Regions from separate parts of the Homo sapiens genome. Here all the other regions are linked to region 1. Evidence: chromatin contacts called from ENCODE Hi-C or POLR2A ChIA-PET data. All regions are on one chromosome and are shown on one strand. Each heading gives the region's core, a stretch centred on a gene start or an enhancer-like site at or near the end of the contact. The rest is flanking DNA. Distances are from core to core; before and after follow the strand shown. Region 1 holds the start of ICAM2 (intercellular adhesion molecule 2). Region 2 holds the start of SMURF2 (SMAD specific E3 ubiquitin protein ligase 2). Region 3 has its middle 66 kb from the start of LRRC37A3.

What was found. Hi-C counts contacts between places; a loop is a spot of excess contacts on that map. ChIA-PET counts read pairs that join two places held with the same protein, here RNA polymerase II (POLR2A). Pooled maps may share reads with other maps.
Region 2: a map with no recorded cell type shows a loop between it and region 1 (10-fold over the local background). The contact joins the promoter of SMURF2 here to the promoter of ICAM2 in region 1. A Hi-C loop is called at or near these places in 1 of 168 maps with a recorded cell type or tissue (transverse colon), 1 of 37 single-sample maps with no recorded cell type and 5 of 50 pooled maps. POLR2A ChIA-PET finds 5 or more read pairs at or near these places in 1 of 52 experiments (A673).
Region 3: a loop to region 1 is called in a map with no recorded cell type, with 8 times the contacts of the local background. The contact joins the enhancer-like site here to the promoter of ICAM2 in region 1. A Hi-C loop is called at or near these places in 2 of 37 single-sample maps with no recorded cell type and 6 of 50 pooled maps. POLR2A ChIA-PET finds 5 or more read pairs at or near these places in 2 of 52 experiments (GM10248 and T-cell).

Annotation. Positions count from the first base shown.
Region 1 is chr17:64,019,057-64,021,938 of GRCh38, reverse strand. ICAM2 (intercellular adhesion molecule 2) reads left to right here and starts at 1,306. Exons shown (of 5, transcript NM_001099789.2): 1 at 1,306-1,416. RefSeq lists enhancers at 867-916, 1,137-1,226, 972-1,472, 1,567-1,686.
Region 2 is chr17:64,660,974-64,663,895 of GRCh38, reverse strand. It overlaps SMURF2 (SMAD specific E3 ubiquitin protein ligase 2), which reads left to right and starts at 1,589. Exons shown (of 19, transcript NM_022739.4): 1 at 1,589-2,067. The coding sequence starts at 2,016. RefSeq lists an enhancer at 737-1,295 and silencers at 1,446-1,845, 1,896-2,095.
Region 3 is chr17:64,984,101-64,986,889 of GRCh38, reverse strand. No RefSeq gene overlaps it. Among named protein-coding and RNA genes, the nearest start is that of LRRC37A3, 66 kb to the right of the region's middle. RefSeq lists enhancers at 458-507, 788-1,087, 1,705-1,984. Within about 2 kb of position 1,534, at least 28 of the 41 ENCODE cell types and tissues checked have a DNase peak (open chromatin) inside an H3K27ac peak, as active enhancers do.

The DNA.
Region 1 (2,882 bases), core at 57-2,556:
GGCTGAGGCAAGGCCAGGCACGGTGGCTCATGCCTGTAATCCCAACACTTTGGGAGGCCAAGGCGGGCGGATTGCCTGAGCTCAAGAGTTTGAGACCAGCCTAGGCAACATGGTGAAACCCCATCTCTGCTAAAATACAAAAGAAATTAACCAGGCGTGGTGGCGTGCACCTGTAGTCCCAGCTACTCAGGAGGCTGAGGCAGGAGAATTGCTTGAACTCGGGAGGCGGAGGTTGCAGTGAGCCGAGATCACACCACTGCACTCCAGCACTCCAGCCTGGGCGACAGAGTGAGGCTCCATCTCTACAAAACAAACAAACAAACAAACAACAACAACAACAACAAAAACACTGAGGCAAGAGAATCGTTTGAACCTGGGAGGCAGAGGTTACAGTGAGCCAAGATCACACCACTGCACTCCAGCCTGGGCAACAGAGCGAAACTCCATCTCAAAAAAAAAAAAAGAAAGAAAAGAGAAAGAGAGAGCTCCAGAGATGGATGGTGGTGATGGTTGCAGAACAATGTGAATGTACTTAGTGCCCCAAACTGTACACTTAAACATAATTAAAATGGGCCTAGCACGGTGGCTCATTCCCAGCATTTGGGAGGCTGAGGTGGGAGGATTGCTTGAGCTCAAGAGTTTGAGACCAGGCTGGGCAACATAAGCAACACTCTGTCTCTACAAAAACTACAGAAATTAGCCAAGCCTGGTGGCTGCACACTTGTAGTCCCAGTCACTTGGGAAGTTGAGGAGGGAGGGTCACTTGAGCTCAGGGGTCAGAGGTTGCCACGAACTGTGATTGTGCCACTGCACTCCAGCCTAGGTGACAAAAGCAAGACTCTGTCTTAAAAACAACACAACAAAAAATTGGCTGGACGCAGTGGCTCTTGCCTGTAATCCTAGCACTTTAGGAGGCCGAGGAAGGCAGTTCACTTGAGGTCAGGAGTTCGAGACCAGCCTGGCCAACATGGTGAAACCCTGTCTCTACTAAAAATACAAAAATTAGCCAGGCGTGGTGGCAGGTGCCTGTGGTCCCGGTTACTCTGCGGGCTGAGGCACAAGAATCACGTGAACTCGGGAGGCAGAGGTTGCAGTGAGCCGAGATCACACCACTGCACTCCAGCCTGGGTGACTGAGACTCAGTCTAAAAAAAAAAAAAAAATTGAAATGGTAAATTCTGTTGTGTACGTTTTACCACAATTAAAAAAAAAAAAAGCGGAATGGGAGTGGAGCTAAATGAGGCTAGTTTAGGGTGGGAACCGGGGCACAGGAAGCACGTCACTTCTGGTGGGGAGTGGGGGGAGGGAGAAGACTGAATAAGCCGTGAACTGGGCAGCTGTGACACGCGCACCTTGTCACCTTGTCACCAATTTCCTGCCCGGGATCCCAGAGCTACCCTTCTTGGAGCCCACAGGGGTAAGGTTGAGCTTCTCACTTTCCCTCCAATGAAGCGTGGCAGCATGGGAAGGATTTTGGCAGTGTCGAGGTCTGAGTTTTAGTCCGTTCCCCTCTCTGGGTCTCAGTTTCTCGCTGGTAAGTGCAGGGGTTGGGGAATCCCCAGCGCTCCTGTGGCTCGACATTCTGCACTCTGTGAAGCTCCTGCCCTGCCCTGCTGGGTCTCTGAGCTCACGCACTTGCCCTGGCGCTCCTTTCCTGATTTGTCTCCCCTCTCTCCTTCCTCTGCTCTGCCATCTCGGTGGCCGATGTAGAAATGTGGGGCTGCCTCCTTATTTAGGGGCCCACGTGGGCTGTGATCTGGACCATCTGAGCTGATGCAGAGGGGAAGGGACAGTCCCTGTTCTCCCCGGCAGGCGTGGTGGGTTCATAATGAATCTCAGTCACTCACTTCCTACCTGCCTCGGTTCGAGGGGGTCTTTCCTAACCCATGGCTCACATTCCCATGAAGCCTCTTCTTTCTAGGCACGTAGAAAGGCCCTTTTTCCCTTTTATTATTTTTGTAAAATTTACTAGGTAACGCATAAAAAGCTTATGTAACATACATATACATCATACTGCACAGTAATATACCAAACACACCTGAAGCTGCCACTCAGCACAAGGATGGAGTATCACCAAACTGCAAACACCACTTATCTGCTTTTTTTTTTTTTTTTTTTTTTTGAGACAGAGTTTTCATTCTTGTCGCCCAGGCTGGAGTGCAGTGGCACAATCTTGGCTCACCACAACCTTCGCCTGCTGGGTTCAAGCGATTCTCTTGTCTCAGCCTCCCAAGTAGCTGGGACTACAGGTGCGCATGCCACCATGCCCAGCTAATTTTTGTGTTTTTGGTAGCGACAGGGTTTCACTATGTTGGCCAGGAGAGTCTCGATCTCTTGACCTCATGATCCGCCCACCTCGGCCTCCCAAAATGCTGGGATTACAGGCGTGAGCCACCACACCTGGCCACCACTTGTCCACTTTTATGCTACTTGCCTCCCACCCACAGGTAGCCACCCTCTGGAATTTTGTGTTTATTGTTCTCTTATTTTTAAGTGCTTTATTACATATGCATCTCTATTTATTTATTTATTTATTTATTTACTGAGATGGGGTCACACTATATTTCCCAGGCTGGAGTGCAGTGGCTATTCACAGGCATGATCATAGCACACTACAACCTCGAACTCCTGGGATCCAGTGATCTTCCCACCTCAGCCTCCTGATTAGTTGGGACTACAGTCTTGAACTGCTGCACCTGGCTATGCCTATTTATTTTTATTTTATGAAACAGTTATATAGCGTTACTGTGTGCTAGGCACTGTTCTAAATGCTTTAAAATATTTACTTATTTTATTTGTTTAATCTGCACAAAAACCCTATGAGGAAGATACTATTATTGATTCCTTTTTGCAGATGAGGAAATTGAGGCACAGAAAGATTAA
Region 2 (2,922 bases), core at 340-2,839, 640 kb before region 1:
AAGTGTTGGAATTACAGGCGTGAGCCACTGTGCCCGGCCTATCTGTGGTATTTTTAGTGTGATGTCTAGAACTTCATATACTTTTTTGGATTACTTTTAATTGTAGGGCTGTATCCAAACTGATGAAATGTTCTCGCAGGTAACTATCTGGAGAAGTGAGTTCACTGATGTATTAAAAGAAATGACTGGCATGGAATAAGGATTAAAATATATTAATCCAAAACATTTAAAATTGCATTAATGTTATAATAGCCTAAAGCAAAACTAACGAATCACATAAAAAATCCCCCACGCTATTGTCCTTAGTAGTTTACATTGTGCTAGATACTTTCGCATGTATATGCATACAACTTCTATTCTGTTTTTAAACTTTGCATTACATATACATTCTTCCATATTATATGATCTTCATAAAAATAGTTACATGGCTGCATAAAAAACCATGCGGTTCCTGGACTATTATGCTATTCCCTCATTCCCCTTTTGTTATTAATGGAATATAGCAAAGAACATCTTCTGTACGATTATTTGTCAAGAATAGGGCCGGTGCGGTGGCTCAGGTCTGTAATCCCAGCACTTTGGGAGGCCGAGGCGGGCTGATCGCTTGAGGTCAGGAGTTCGTGACCAGCCTGGGCAACATGGGAAAACCTAAACGTCTCTACTAAACATGTCTCTACTAAAAATACAAAAATTAGTGGGGCGTAGTGGTGCACACTGTGGTCTCAGCTACTCCAGAGGCTCAGGTGGGAGGATCACCTGAGCCCCGGAAGTTGAGACTGCAGTGAGCCGTGTTCGCACCACTGCACTCCAGCCTGGGCGACAGAGGGAGACCCTGTCTAAAAACAAAAAAATAAAAAATAAATTTCTAGCAGTACAGTTACAATGTCAAAGGATAAGGTACACATTTTTTAAAAACTTTTCTCTTTCTCCTCCTGAGATAACGAAATACAGTAGCGTATGAACAACTCTTCATACATTACTCTCCAAGGTTTATCTTGTTAATCCTTTAAGACGTATCATCTCCCCATCCTTGGCTGCACCTGAAAAGAGCGGGAGTCGGCAGGTAACCTGATCTCCTCCACCAGGTGAGTCCCGGATGGAGGTGTCAACTACAAGACCAGGAGCAGAGCATTCCTGGGGTTTTGCTGGAACCATCGGCGTGGGAATGCTTTCTCTTCCCTCGCCCGAAAGACGCCAAGTTCCCGGCAGGCAGCGGACTCGGTTCTAACCTTCCTCGCCCCAGCCTCTCGGAGCGCCCTGCACGCAGTGGGCGTCTAATAAAATGCAGTTGGCCCTGCTTGGACAAAAGTTCTCCCTTAAGTGGCCCGGACAGTAAACCCCTCCAGGTGCCACAGAGCTGCCGCGCCCGCCGCCGCTTTGCTCCCTGCCTGCTCCCTCCCAGCGTTCCGCGTGGGACCCTCGGCGGCAGCTCACACCCTCCCTGACTGCCGGTGCCCGCCAGGGCACCCTGCGCGCGCCCGCCGGCCCCGCCCCGGCCCCGCCCCGCCCCGCCGGCCCCGCCTCCCGTCTCCTCCCCGCCCCCCGGAGCCGACGAGTGGCGGCGGCGGCCCCAGGTCCCGGGTCCCTCAGACAAGAGGGCGGGTGGAGGAGGAAGCGGCCGAGCCCAGAGTTCTGCTCCGGCGCCCCCGAGCACCGCCCGCTTCAGCCGACCAGCCCCGTCGGCTACTGGGCCTCGCCGAGACGAGAGGAGGGAAAGGCCTCGGCGGCCGCGAGGAGGCGGCGGGGGCGCGGGCGGAGGCGGCGCGGGCGGCCGCGGCTGCCGCTTTGTTGTGCGGCCCGGGCCGAGGAAGGAGAAGTGGGAGGAGGGGGGAGCTCGGCGTCCCGCTCCCTCCGCGGCTCATGGCGACGACTCTCGGCACATCCGGGACCCTCCGGCCGTGGCGGCCGAGGCGCCGGCTGCTCGGGCCCCAGCCCCGGCCGCTGTGGTGACTCCGCCGCGCCTCGCCGTCGCCCCCGTGCCGCCCGCCGCCCCCGCCGCCCCCGCCGCCGGGGACATGTCTAACCCCGGAGGCCGGAGGAACGGGCCCGTCAAGCTGCGCCTGACAGGTGAGGGGGGGCGGCGGGCCGGGCTGGGCAGCCGCGGGGTGGGCGAGCTGGCGGGGGGTGCCTGTGGCCTTGGGAAGGGCCAGGGTCGCGATCAATGATGAGTTGGGGGTCGGAGGAATGGGAAGGCCTAGTTCAGGGAGAGTAATTGGAAAACCACTTGCTCTGGTTTGGACATTGTTTAAAAAGCCGAGGATGACTCGGGGCGGGGGGTGGTGTTTTGTGGAGGGGAGAATACACCGGTTCGCATCGCAGGCGGATTTCAGGTCGGAAAGTCTTGGTCAAGGAGCCAGACGCTGCCTCCCGGGGCTCGGGGAACAGCCCCTGGGCTACCGCCCAGGTGAGATCGTGAAGGGGATGAAGAGCTCCCGTGGCGAGGATTATTGAATCCGGTTGCTGACTGCGCGCAGTAAACACTCCTTAAAGATGGAGCGCTTAACGGGAGGGTGTGCGTGTGTGTTCCCGGGTTGTTACCTTGCACACACCCAGTTATGCCCGCATGAAAAACCTTTACTCCCCGCCGCCGGCCACCGCTGCCCGGGCCACACACCTTAAACTCATGTCTCTGAGGTGAGGAGACAGGTTGACTTTTCCGGTGTGCCTGTCTGATCCGACGGCTTGGGCTCATTGTACACTGTGTTTTGGAAGTGTCTGATTGTAGGGTGGCATGTTTGGGGTTGTTCCTTTTAGGCCGCAGAACTTGTGTCTAACTTCTAACGCCAGACCTGCTTTAAAAACACACTTTTTTGGGGGGGGTGCATTGCTAAGTATGTGCTCATACAAACTTTCGAGCAAACTTTCTGTTACTCTCCCCACCCTCCCCATTCCTTTTTCGAAATGGAAAAGAATGTCCGGAGG
Region 3 (2,789 bases), core at 285-2,784, 960 kb before region 1:
CTGGAATAAGAAATAAATGGACTGAAAAATTAGAATGTACAATTCTAGAGGTCCCACGTTGTCAAATTATGTTCAGAAATGTGCACCGCGAAAAAGTCTAAAAGTTCAGCCAAGATTCACATGGGTCATTTCTGGGCAAAAGGACCAGGCATGATTTTGTTGTTCTTCCTATTCTTCTGTCCTCCTCAGCTTTTCTATTCTAAGTGTGTCCTTCGTTATGCTGATGCAAGTTGGCAATTTTACATTGCACAAGAATATATGGTTTTAATCCACGCAAGTGTCGCCTCTGACGATGCTCTCTTTCCAGTTCCTCCTGCACCACACTTGCTCTCATCATCTGCTACAGGGGAGGGACCTGCTAGCCCTGTGCCTAAGTTAGCACCAGCAGGAACCCACAGGTGTTCAGTGGGGAGTCGCTGACTGCCTTGGAGAAGCGTATTTGAGACAAGCTGTTAATGGCTCACGGTCCTAGGGTAACCCCCTCGGCTGGCACCTGCATTTAGGACAGCAGTGAGCCAAGCAGTTTCCAGCTTGTGGGAAAGAAGCTTTGAGGGGTCCCTAAGGGCAAGAAGGCCTTTCCTGGCTCAGTCCAATCAGATACCTGCTGTGGCTGTGCTTCTTCTGGCCACAGGTCCCTGTCTTTGTTGGTTCCCTGCACTGACCTGGCCAAAAGGAAGCTGCTTGCTTCTGGGCAGCAGCTGTCCCCTCCCCCAGAAAGTCTAAAAGGACACAGAGGACGTCTTCAGTATTTCCGTAGAGGTCACAAGCTAAGTGGGTCGCTGTCGCTGTTTTACGTTTGGTTGGTGCTGAGACACTTCCTCTTTCATTTATGTCTTATTCAGGCCACCTCCTCCATCCCCCTTGAAGACTGAAAAAGGGGAACTTGAAAGAAAAACCGAAAATTTCAGACCGAGCTATGGTGCAGGAGACCATGCTGTCATCCTGAAGCAGAGGCTGGGGACGTCACCAAGAGGATCACAGCATCCTCGAGGGTTCACTGAGGCCACTGCCCAGGCTTTCTTTTCTTTCTTTTTTTTAATAGAGATCAGAGTCTTGCTAGGTTGCCCAGGCTGATCTCAAACTCCTGAGCTCAAACAATCCTCCCACCTCAGCCTTCTAAAGTGCTGGGTTTACAGGCTTGAGTCACTATACCGGGCTGACCAGGGACTTTCTTCCTCCCCTCATTCGAACTTTCTTAGCTCCCACTCAAGTCTTCCTAAATGCTATGTGGTATTCTTAGGACTCCTAATTCCTAATTTTTCAGGAAGTGAAATGATATTCTTAAAGTAAAAACCAAAATCTGCTTTTGCTCAATTCTTTGAATTTACTGTATTTATATGCCATATATAGAGAGAGAGAGAAAGAGAGACAGAAAGAGTGCATGTAGATATACACACACAAATGTATACACACACACACACACACACACACACACATCAGATTGTGGTAGCTTTTGGAAACTCTCTAAGGCACAGAAAATAAGTTGCCTGACAAGACATCAAAGAATTGCAAAAGAGGCCACAGCCCCAAAGGCCTTACTGACTGCTTTGTGATTTGTAGCATGACTGCTGATAAGCATCTATTTGCTTCAGTAAATAGAAGTTGAATCATAACATTTGTTCCAGGAAACAGTAACTGAAGTCGCAAATCATAAATAATAAAGCATGAAAAATCTTCTTTTAACCTAATGGACTAAAAGATTTCTTGCTTTTTTCATTTCTGCTAATGGCCTCTCTCCCTTGGCACTGCCAGAGCTGGCCCATTAAAGGTGAATTGAGCCTCAGTTTGCAGGCAGGACGTGGTCCAAAAGATCATTTGTAAGTTGGTTGTTTGGATCAAAGAATGTGTTTTCTCCTAGAAACCGTTTTTCTCAGGGTGACTGGGTTCTCAGGTTCGCTCGCACAGTGCTGTTCAACTTCTACTGAAGCTGAGCTCTGGGTCTTTGAGGGCAGGTTCTCTGCAGTGCAGGAGGGAGAAATCAGGTCACCTGCTGCTCCTTTGCATAGAGACCTGGCTCTGAGCACAATTTAAGCATAAGTAGTTTTCTTTTCTACTTTCTCAACTCCCTTTTGGCGTCCAGGTCCAGGGCCGTAGTCCCTGGATTGCAGCACCCTTTCCTAAAGTGCTTTACCCACCTCTGGGCTGCTTGCCTGCTAAGGGGGGTCTGGGACCCCAAATTACCCACTATTCCTGCTTCCTGACCAATCAGACTTCCATTTCCTCAGAGCAGTTGATATCAGCTAAGGGCCAGGGGAAAAGCAAAAGGAGAAGATATGAATTCACACTAGTAGGTGAATCATGGAGAACCTCTTAACCCTCTTAATATCTTCTCATGTTAAAATGAATTAGTTGTGAGACTTGAGAGTCCTTGTGGCAGTATGGGTTAGGGATGAACACGGTGACTAAGGATTCGGAATTCACACACACATTAGTAGGACTCTTAGGCTCTTCACTGCACCTGCTTCCAGAACACTGGCAGTCAGTTAGGAAATGATCCTACTCTGGAAAAAAAATGCAATGGTCGCAGAGAAGAAACTTTCAAGTTCAGACACTGGGGAGAATCCCCTCAGTGAATAAGCTGATTATCTGCCAGATTGCCTCTGAGAATAAGCCACATTCATGCACACAGAACCCCCCACCAGTTTTTTGTGCCTCATAATGAAATCTTAACAGATAGCCAAAGATTACCAGATGTTTATGGAAAGTTCTAACATGAAACAAAAAGACCAAAACAGAGGAAACAACAGAACAAATCTTCAAAAGTAGTATAGTTACTATCTATAGAGAAA